2 separate regions of the Homo sapiens genome follow, and region 2 is linked to region 1. A link is a contact called in ENCODE Hi-C or POLR2A ChIA-PET data. All regions are on one chromosome and are shown on one strand. The core of a region is the stretch at or near the end of the contact, and the rest is flanking DNA. Distances in the headings are between cores, read along the strand shown. Region 1 overlaps WDR25 (WD repeat domain 25). Region 2 holds the start of MEG3 (maternally expressed 3).

Region 1 (3,876 bases), core at 554-3,053:
ATGAGTAAGGTTTTTTAATTAAGTCAAATTGAATTGAATGAGCTTTTATTGAACGCCCACTCTGTGCCAGACACCAGCTCCTTAACCCTTGCACTGCCCTGTAGGTGGCTATGGGGAGCTGAGCCAGAGGAGGTTTTGCCCCATGCTCACGATCATTCAGCTGGCAAACCTGGGAGGTGGGATTTGAAGTTAGGTTTGATTCTCTGGCTTTTTCATCCAAAGCTGATTATAGGCAGACTTGATTAAGGAGAAGAGAGAGGTTGAGTGGCTTTCATGTTATTTCATTGAATCTTGTTTAGTCTTCTCAGCCACCCTGTGAGGTTCATTACATTTTCCCTATTGTATATCTGAGGAAAGTAAGGCTCAGAGAGGTACAGTGATATGCTCAGGGTCACACAGCTGGTAAGAGGCAGAGCTGGGATTTGAACTCAGAACTGCCTGGCTGCAAGGCCAGAGTTCCTTCTAGAACCCCTCTAGGGGTCTGCACTTCCTTTAGCACATGGCCAATTGACCACCTGCCCACAAAAAATGGCCTGGCCCTGGTGGCTAGGGCACCCTCCTGCAGATGGAGGCAAGGAGCAGTAGGGAGTGGGGCTGGGCATCAGTTGCCCAGGTACTTCCTAGCTCTATGCCCTGGGCAAGTGAAGTCCTCCTTTCTGACCCTCCCTGCACCCACTGGTGACTGGTGGCAGAATACCCTCCTGGGTTATTGTTAGGATCACAGACAACATGTGTGAGGCACCTGGCACTTGGTGGGCACTCAGGAAGTGAAGGACCCTGCCCTTTGGCATCTGTTGCTTGTCAGAATGCGTGGTGGATGGCTCTGGCCTCGGTGACGAAGCTGCTGTTGCTTCAGCCCCCGGACTCCTGTGCATCACAGAGCTGATTCAGTGCAGACAGGTGACTCATCTGATGGCATTTTGTGTGGCGTTGTGCAGTTCAGCCTGGTACAGCACGGCCCGCCCACAGCAGGTATTCAAGAGCCGTTAGTGTTTATGAAGGTGATAAAATTGCCTAGATGGAGGGAAGCCGTCAAAATAAGAGCCTTTGCCTGTCTTGTGAAAGTTAACTTGCAAACCTAATGCCTGTGGGGCTGCTGAAAAAGCGTCACCTGGATTTCTCCTTGGAGACAGAACTCTCTGGAAGGACAGCTGGGCAGCCCCTGCTTGCCATGTGGGGGTGGACGCTTTTTATGTGACAGTGAGTTGGAGAAACTAACAGTGGTCTTCAAGGCATTGTGCTCAGCTTAACTCTTTGAATTGCCATAGCTTTAAAATGAATACTAGAAACAGTTATATATTTTTCACACTCTCCATATTTTCTCCATTCAATATAATAAATGTTATCTTGAATGTTTGAGGGTTTTATAGCAAAAATTCCTCCCATTTGTAAAGCATGCTGCAGTGGATGGGAGTGAACTAGCTGGCAGCGCTCTCGTGTGACGTGGCAGAGGCTGAGGGAGTTGCCCAAACCCCACTTCCAGTTGGAGGAAGCCTGGGCCCTGACTTCCAGTGCATGTTCAGGTCCACTTGTCAAGGAAAGGATCCATTGTTAAGAAACAAACATGGGAAACTGTCATGTGAGCGTCCCTAAAAGCAGCATAGTCATTTTCGAGTCACTCTCTGATAAAGATAGAACACTTCATTTAGGCACATTTCAGGATTTCAGAACATTTGGAGTAGTCCTGGGGTGGAAAGCAGCGTTTTCCTTTTTCAATTTCAACCTGACTCCATTCCTCTCTTTATGTGTGTCAGTCATAGCAGGGGAGTGTTTTCCTCTTGGATGCGTTTGCACCTGGCAAATGAATGTGCAGGAATTCTTTGATTGCAAAATAGCTACTCTCAAAATGCAGACAGGCAGCCACAGTCAGGGAGCCCTTCGGCCACGGCAGCGGGGTGGCGCCAGACACCTGGCTTTGAGTCCCGTGGAGGCATGCCACTTAGTCTGTTCTGAGCGGCTGTTTACAGGCGGATAGAAAGGGCTGTAGGATGGGACCCTCAAGGTTTTGGGGCATGGGAGGGGCTGGCCGTCATGATTCAGCATGCTAGCTCTCTGGAGGCTGTGCTGAGCACTGAGGGACACTGGGAGAAAAACACAGGCTCCTGCTTTGTCCATGTGGAAGGAGCCCAGGCTGCCCTGGCTGCTATACGCATCCTTCCAGGCAACCTTCACCTTCTGGTCTATTTAGTCTCATTCCCTGTTTTTATTCCCTTCTTTTATTTAGGGAGAGCCAGAGCAGCAATTCTCAGGTCAGGATTATTTGGGAGATCCATATTACTTCTGATTATTTACGAAGGGACAGGCCGGGGGAGGTAACCACCTCGATAAATTCGTCAGCGAGGCAGCTGGAGGGATGTGTGACAAACATACCAGGCTGTCATTTGGCCAGAGATTGTCTGCACTGGGATTGTTCCCCCAGGATAGTCCTGATGACAAATGTAATTGACATTTTTTATTAACCCTGAAATGATTAAAGATGCTGCTGCTGAATTTGTGTCAAAGTACCCGGTCCCTGGCATTTTGAGAAAGGGATTCTCTGTGGAGCCAATAAACAGCCTGTGTTTTCTTCCTGTTCATCACTTTAATCAACTAAGACATACAGAGCCCTGTCTGGTTTGGTCTTGAAACTGGGCCAGGGAGATAAGACTCTGCTTCCTGGCTTAGGTTTCCAGAACACTCTGGTATGGACATCATGAGGGACACATAGGAGGCACTCTGTTCATTTACCACACAGTCATCAAACGTTTGCTGAGCTCCTTCTGTGTGCCAGGTCCTGTGTGTGATATTGGGCGCTGTCTCCTTGAAGGGTGGTCGCTGTAGAATGGGGGCTAGAAAGATGTTTATGGGGATGATTGTGAGAACTGAGCATTGTAGGGGAAGACTGGGCCACCCTCACTGCCTAGGGGGTGGGGTGGGGCAGGGAAGGCAGTGCAGGGGGTGGTTTGCGTCTTACAGGAAGGGAGTCTCCTCTCCAGACAGGTCTTACCTCTGGAGCTCTCCAGGCAGATGCTGGAAGTGGCAGTGCCCAGAGTGTGTGGGTCTTGGAGTGCCAGAGTGTGGGAACACAGAGGGGCAGCAGGGGAGGGTGGAAGACACACAGGAGAGCTTGGCTGGGGCCTGCAGATGGGCTGGGGGCCACATGGAGCGCAGGTGGACTTTGCTGCTTCCTAGCCTGCCTGCTGAGTTACTGAAGCTCTTGGTCTTGGTTTCCTTATCTGTGAAATGGGACAATCCTACTTTCGCTTCTGTCATAGGGCTGCTGCAGGATGAAATGACAGTAGGAGGAAAGCCCCTGATTGGTGCTTGGCATACAGAGCCTAGTCAACAAGCATCGGTTCCTTCCTAGATGCAGTCTCAGTAGCAGTGGCCAGGTATTGAGCACCTACTGCATGCCAAGCGCTGGGCTGAAGGCCTTGCACTGACTCTCTGTTAGGTATTTTTATTCCCATTTTATAGCTGAGAAACTTGTTAGAGGGTAAAGCAGTTGCTCAGGGTCACACATAGAGAGAGGCAGAGAGAAGATCTGACACCAGGCTGTTGCTCCCAAGGGCTTCCTTTCAGCAGTGCAGGGGCTGGGAGGTGCCAGGAGGAGCAGGAACATGGAGAGGGCCAGCTTTGACTGTGGCCAGAGCCATGCTTGAGCTCTTCTTTTGGAGGGATGGGCTTGGGTTGCAGAGGGTCTTACAGGGAGAGTGTGCTTATCACACTGCTCCTGGATGGACTGATGAATTGAACACTTCCTGAGCACCTGTTTTGTGGCTAGCCCTCTGCTGAGGGTGCACACATTCCCTCAGCCACAAAGCCAGTATTTAGTGAGCACCTACTGCATGCCATGTGGTCCACCAGGCCTTGGGTAGATGGTGGTGTACCAGAGGC
Region 2 (3,876 bases), core at 826-3,325, 390 kb after region 1:
GCAGGGGCGCCAGGCCCTGACAGGAGAGACTGGACATTAGGTGTCTGGAAGTTTCTCCTTCTAGGGGCTCCAGGAGCATCCCACCTGAGGCCTGGGGCTCCCACCGGAACGTCAACTCATGCCCTTGTGGGGCTGCAGGGCTGACGCGGGCTGGCACTGTGTCTACGACAGCCTCCCGGGCCCCCGGGTGCGTGGCTGCGGATGCTCTCTGGCGGCCACCACAGTTCCCACGCGCGGCGGGTGAATGCGAGCCCCTTGTCAATGCGTGCCCCTCGCCTCTGCCCCCGAGAGGCTAGCAACCGGGCCTGCCGGCGTCTGATTGGCCGTGGGGGCCTGACGACAGGGGCTCCTGGTTGCTGATTGGCCCCGGCCAGCTCTGGCTGTTTCCTAGCTATTAATACTGTGGCTAATAAACGTTCTCCTGTTGACGCGGGTGCTCGGAGCCATGATTTTTTGAAGCGTTCTTGACGTCTGTGGCTGGTGCGGGCGTTTCTGCTGTGCAAGGCCTGCTTCCGGGGCTCTAGTCCCTGGGGCTCCTGGCAAGCTCCACAGGCTGTAAAGGGGGTGTTTTCTTTCTCCTTCGTGTTACCTGACATATTAAAGCAGCGCCCCATGAGGACCCCAACGTCCCACGTCTCTATCTCCCCAACAGTGCGCCTGTTTATGAAAAAACGAGCCCCCCACACGCCGTCCCAAGGCTCGGCGCCTCTAGTGACCTGACGGTCAATGTTCACCTCCCTAGTCATTAGCTGTGGACGTAGAAATAGCCTTTCTCCCTTCTTTTCAGCCCTGGAATCTCCCGTCTGCTTTACAGTCACCTTGTGGGATCGTTGGGCATGGGGGGCTCCCTCTGACGCCGCTTAAACCCCCCAAAGAAGTGCGGGGGAGCGATTCTGACTTGATGCCCTCGGCGGGGCCTCTCTGCTGTCCTCTTTGGGGCCCCTTGCTCATCCTCACCTGCTTTCTGTCACCGAGCACTCCATCCTTGTCCTCCTGGCTGCCACCCACCTGTCACCCTAAGATAGATCCTCGGTCCCTTTCAACAGCATTTTGACCTTTGCGAGAGGACATTTGATTGACGGCCCTGCACGCTCTGCCACTCAGAGCCGGGCAGAGCTGCCGAGGGCTCCCACCTGTTAGGGATTAACTCCCATGTGCCAGCTCCGGAGCCGAGGCCGCGGCAGGGCTCGGCGCAACATGTGTCGCTGCCTGTTTTTCGGGGCGCTGGGGCTCTTTCAAAGGGCATGTGTGTGGGGATCACCCCAACTTTGAGGGGTAGCTCAGGCATCTCCACATGGGACACAGTCCGCCCTCTAAAAGTACTTTCCTTAGAGGGCACGGCTCCTGTCTGGATTCTTATTACAACCCTGGTGTGTGTGGTGGGGGGTACCCCTGGTTAAGGTGGAGGAAGCGGACCCAGTGGAAGAGGAAGGGGCATAGCGGGTTCCGCGAACATGAGTTGTAAGCGGCAGAGCCCGGGACTCCACAGCCAGGGTTTTCTGACTCGGAGACGCGGAGCTCTGTCTCCCATGTCAAAGAGAACCAGTCAGAAACGCACGGGTGGGCTGGGAGGGGGTGACAGCCTCTGGCTTACATCTGGGAACCAGTTATGTCGCCCGGGCATTTTATTTTCCTGAACAATAAGAGAAAGCATGATTTTCTTTCGCTAAGCCCGCATCCTCCGATGGATGTTCCGAAACCGCCAGGTGTGGGATCTGCGCCCCGACAGCCCCACCTTGGCCATCGGCCGCCTGAGGACGGCCAGCCATCGGGGCGATTCCCCCCACACATTGTGCCTGAATTCACCCTGCCTGGCGAGCCGGGCTCACGCAGGGAAAAAGCACCCGCGACCACAGGGTGTTGGTCATGGCGGCCAGGGGCACTGCGGCAGAATTTTTTCCTCCCTTCTTTGCTGCAATCTGGGTGCGGCTAGAGCAATTTGTCATAGAATCTGGGGGGCTCATTTTTCCGGCCAATCACTTTTAGAGAAATGAGCGCATTGCAGCAGAATGCGCTGACGTCAGAGACCACCCCTTCTGCGCCTCCATATAAACCCCACCCAGCCAGCCCCTAGCGCAGACGGCGGAGAGCAGAGAGGGAGCGCGCCTTGGCTCGCTGGCCTTGGCGGCGGCTCCTCAGGAGAGCTGGGGCGCCCACGAGAGGATCCCTCACCCGGTGAGTGGTTGGCCATCCTTGCCGCAAAGGATGTGCAAAAGGAAGACGGCATCCGCTTCTGGGATGGGCTCTGTCCTCCTGGACATGCCGAGAGCCTGCCTGATCCTGGGTCCTGCTGCTGGAGGCGGCCACTTCGCCTGGTCCCCGAGCGTCCGCAACAAAATTTGTCAGAAAGAAAATCTTGAGGCACATTTCCCTGGGGGGAAGTCAGGGCTCCTCTCTGGAGGGTCCAGTCCTTAAGGGTGGGCTGGGTGGTAGGGACTTCAGTTCAGAGGAGCGGGAGGAATCAGATGGAACTCCTCTTGGATTCGGGTATACGGCAGTCACTGGGGGGCGAACCCCGGATTTCCTGTATTAGAAGCCGCCTCTAGAATCGCGTTAATAGTGGGAGATATGGCGGCGATGCCTTCTGCGTGCCCCATGAATTAGGGGGGGAAGCACCCGAATAGAAGGGTCTCCCGGGCATATTTGCCTCGCCAGCTGTTGGCCAGGTTTTTGGTGGATCGTGGGCGGGAGGAGTGGAGGTTCCTCTTCGCGAGGTTTTCCGAATCCAAATACACAGGTTTAGTGCAGTGTGGACCCCAGGCAAAATGTGGAGTAAAATTTCTACCCGATATCATCTGGTTCTGCCCTGATCAGCCACTTTCACAGTGGAGAGAGATGGCGCCCAAGTGCAAACCTGCCAGTAGCCCCCTAGGATCAGTCCTTGCCGAAGGGGGGTCGTGGGATTGGGGGCACTGGGAGAATAGATGCAGGGGGTGGGTTGGGGAGGAGAGAAGGCCGTGTCCTTGGGTCTGGGAAGAGGGAGGAGAGAAATGCAGAAAAGGGGGTGTGTTGCTGGGGTCTGGACGCTGGGAGCTGGGGATGGGGTGCCGCGGGGGTCTTCAGAGCGTTGCGTGGTGGTCGCTCGAAAATCCTGACATGTTGCAGTCTTGGACTTTTGGTCAAATCGCCTTTTGCCATTTCCTTTGTCAGAGTCAAGCCCCCCCAGGCCGCCCCCTCCCACCCTGGGCCGGCGGGCCTGGTGGGGGCGCAGGCGGGTGGCTACGTGGCAGGTTTCTGGAAGGTTTCCTGGCTGGCCGCGAGAGGGCGCTGGCGGCACTGCGGAATTTTGGGGGGCGGGGTGGGGAGGGGAGGTGGCCTTTGTTCTCCTGATGGAGGGGGTCGGGCGCGGGATCTACTGGAGGATCCTGGATTCGTTTACCCAAGAGGGAACAGTTTTGAGACCCCCCGGATTCACTGCGGAGTGGCCGCAGAGGCCGGGGTCGGCCTTTGCGCCGTGGCTTCGGGTGTTGTGGAGGCGCACAGAGGCACGTTAGTTGATTTCCAGTGGTTTTTGGTTTCGGGGGTCTTAGGAAGGTGTGGCTCATTTGAGCAGGATGGAGAGAGAGGCTGTGACAAGGTCAGTGAGGGGCCATCGTGCGGGGGCTAGAAATTGTTGTTGTGGCGAAGGAGGGAGGCACGACTTTGGAGGCGTGATGTTGATGCCTGGGGGCGAAGGCGGGGAGCGGCGTGGTGGCCCCCTTTGCGTTACTTTCCAGCGATGTCACAGGTTCTGTCTCTCGTTCCGAGACCACCCACATGCGTGACAGCGGTGCCTGGAGGACTGGGTCTTTCTGACTTTAGTGAACGTGTGTTTAATTGGATTGACGAAGGTGGGAGTCGGGATTTCTGCTTTTCCCTGTAGCAGGCGGAGCGGCG

The links. A loop is a pair of places that touch in the nucleus more often than their neighbours do. ChIA-PET counts read pairs that join two places held with the same protein, here RNA polymerase II (POLR2A). Pooled maps may share reads with other maps.
Region 2: a loop to region 1 is called in a map of dorsolateral prefrontal cortex, with 8 times the contacts of the local background. The contact joins the promoter of MEG3 here to the enhancer-like site in region 1. A Hi-C loop is called at or near these places in 2 of 168 maps with a recorded cell type or tissue (dorsolateral prefrontal cortex and mammary epithelial cell) and 6 of 50 pooled maps. POLR2A ChIA-PET finds 5 or more read pairs at or near these places in 1 of 52 experiments (AG04450).

Annotation. Positions count from the first base shown.
Region 1 is chr14:100,438,473-100,442,348 of GRCh38, forward strand. The region is part of intron 2 of WDR25 (WD repeat domain 25); the gene reads left to right. Among named protein-coding and RNA genes, the nearest start is that of WDR25, 64 kb to the left of the region's middle. RefSeq lists an enhancer at 108-1,307 and a silencer at 2,480-2,774. Within about 2 kb of position 1,804, at least 24 of the 41 ENCODE cell types and tissues checked have a DNase peak (open chromatin) inside an H3K27ac peak, as active enhancers do; they include dorsolateral prefrontal cortex and mammary epithelial cell, where a contact is called at or near this core.
Region 2 is chr14:100,824,043-100,827,918 of GRCh38, forward strand. It overlaps MEG3 (maternally expressed 3), which reads left to right and starts at 2,076. Exons shown (of 10, transcript NR_190993.1): 1 at 2,076-2,175. RefSeq lists an enhancer at 1-376.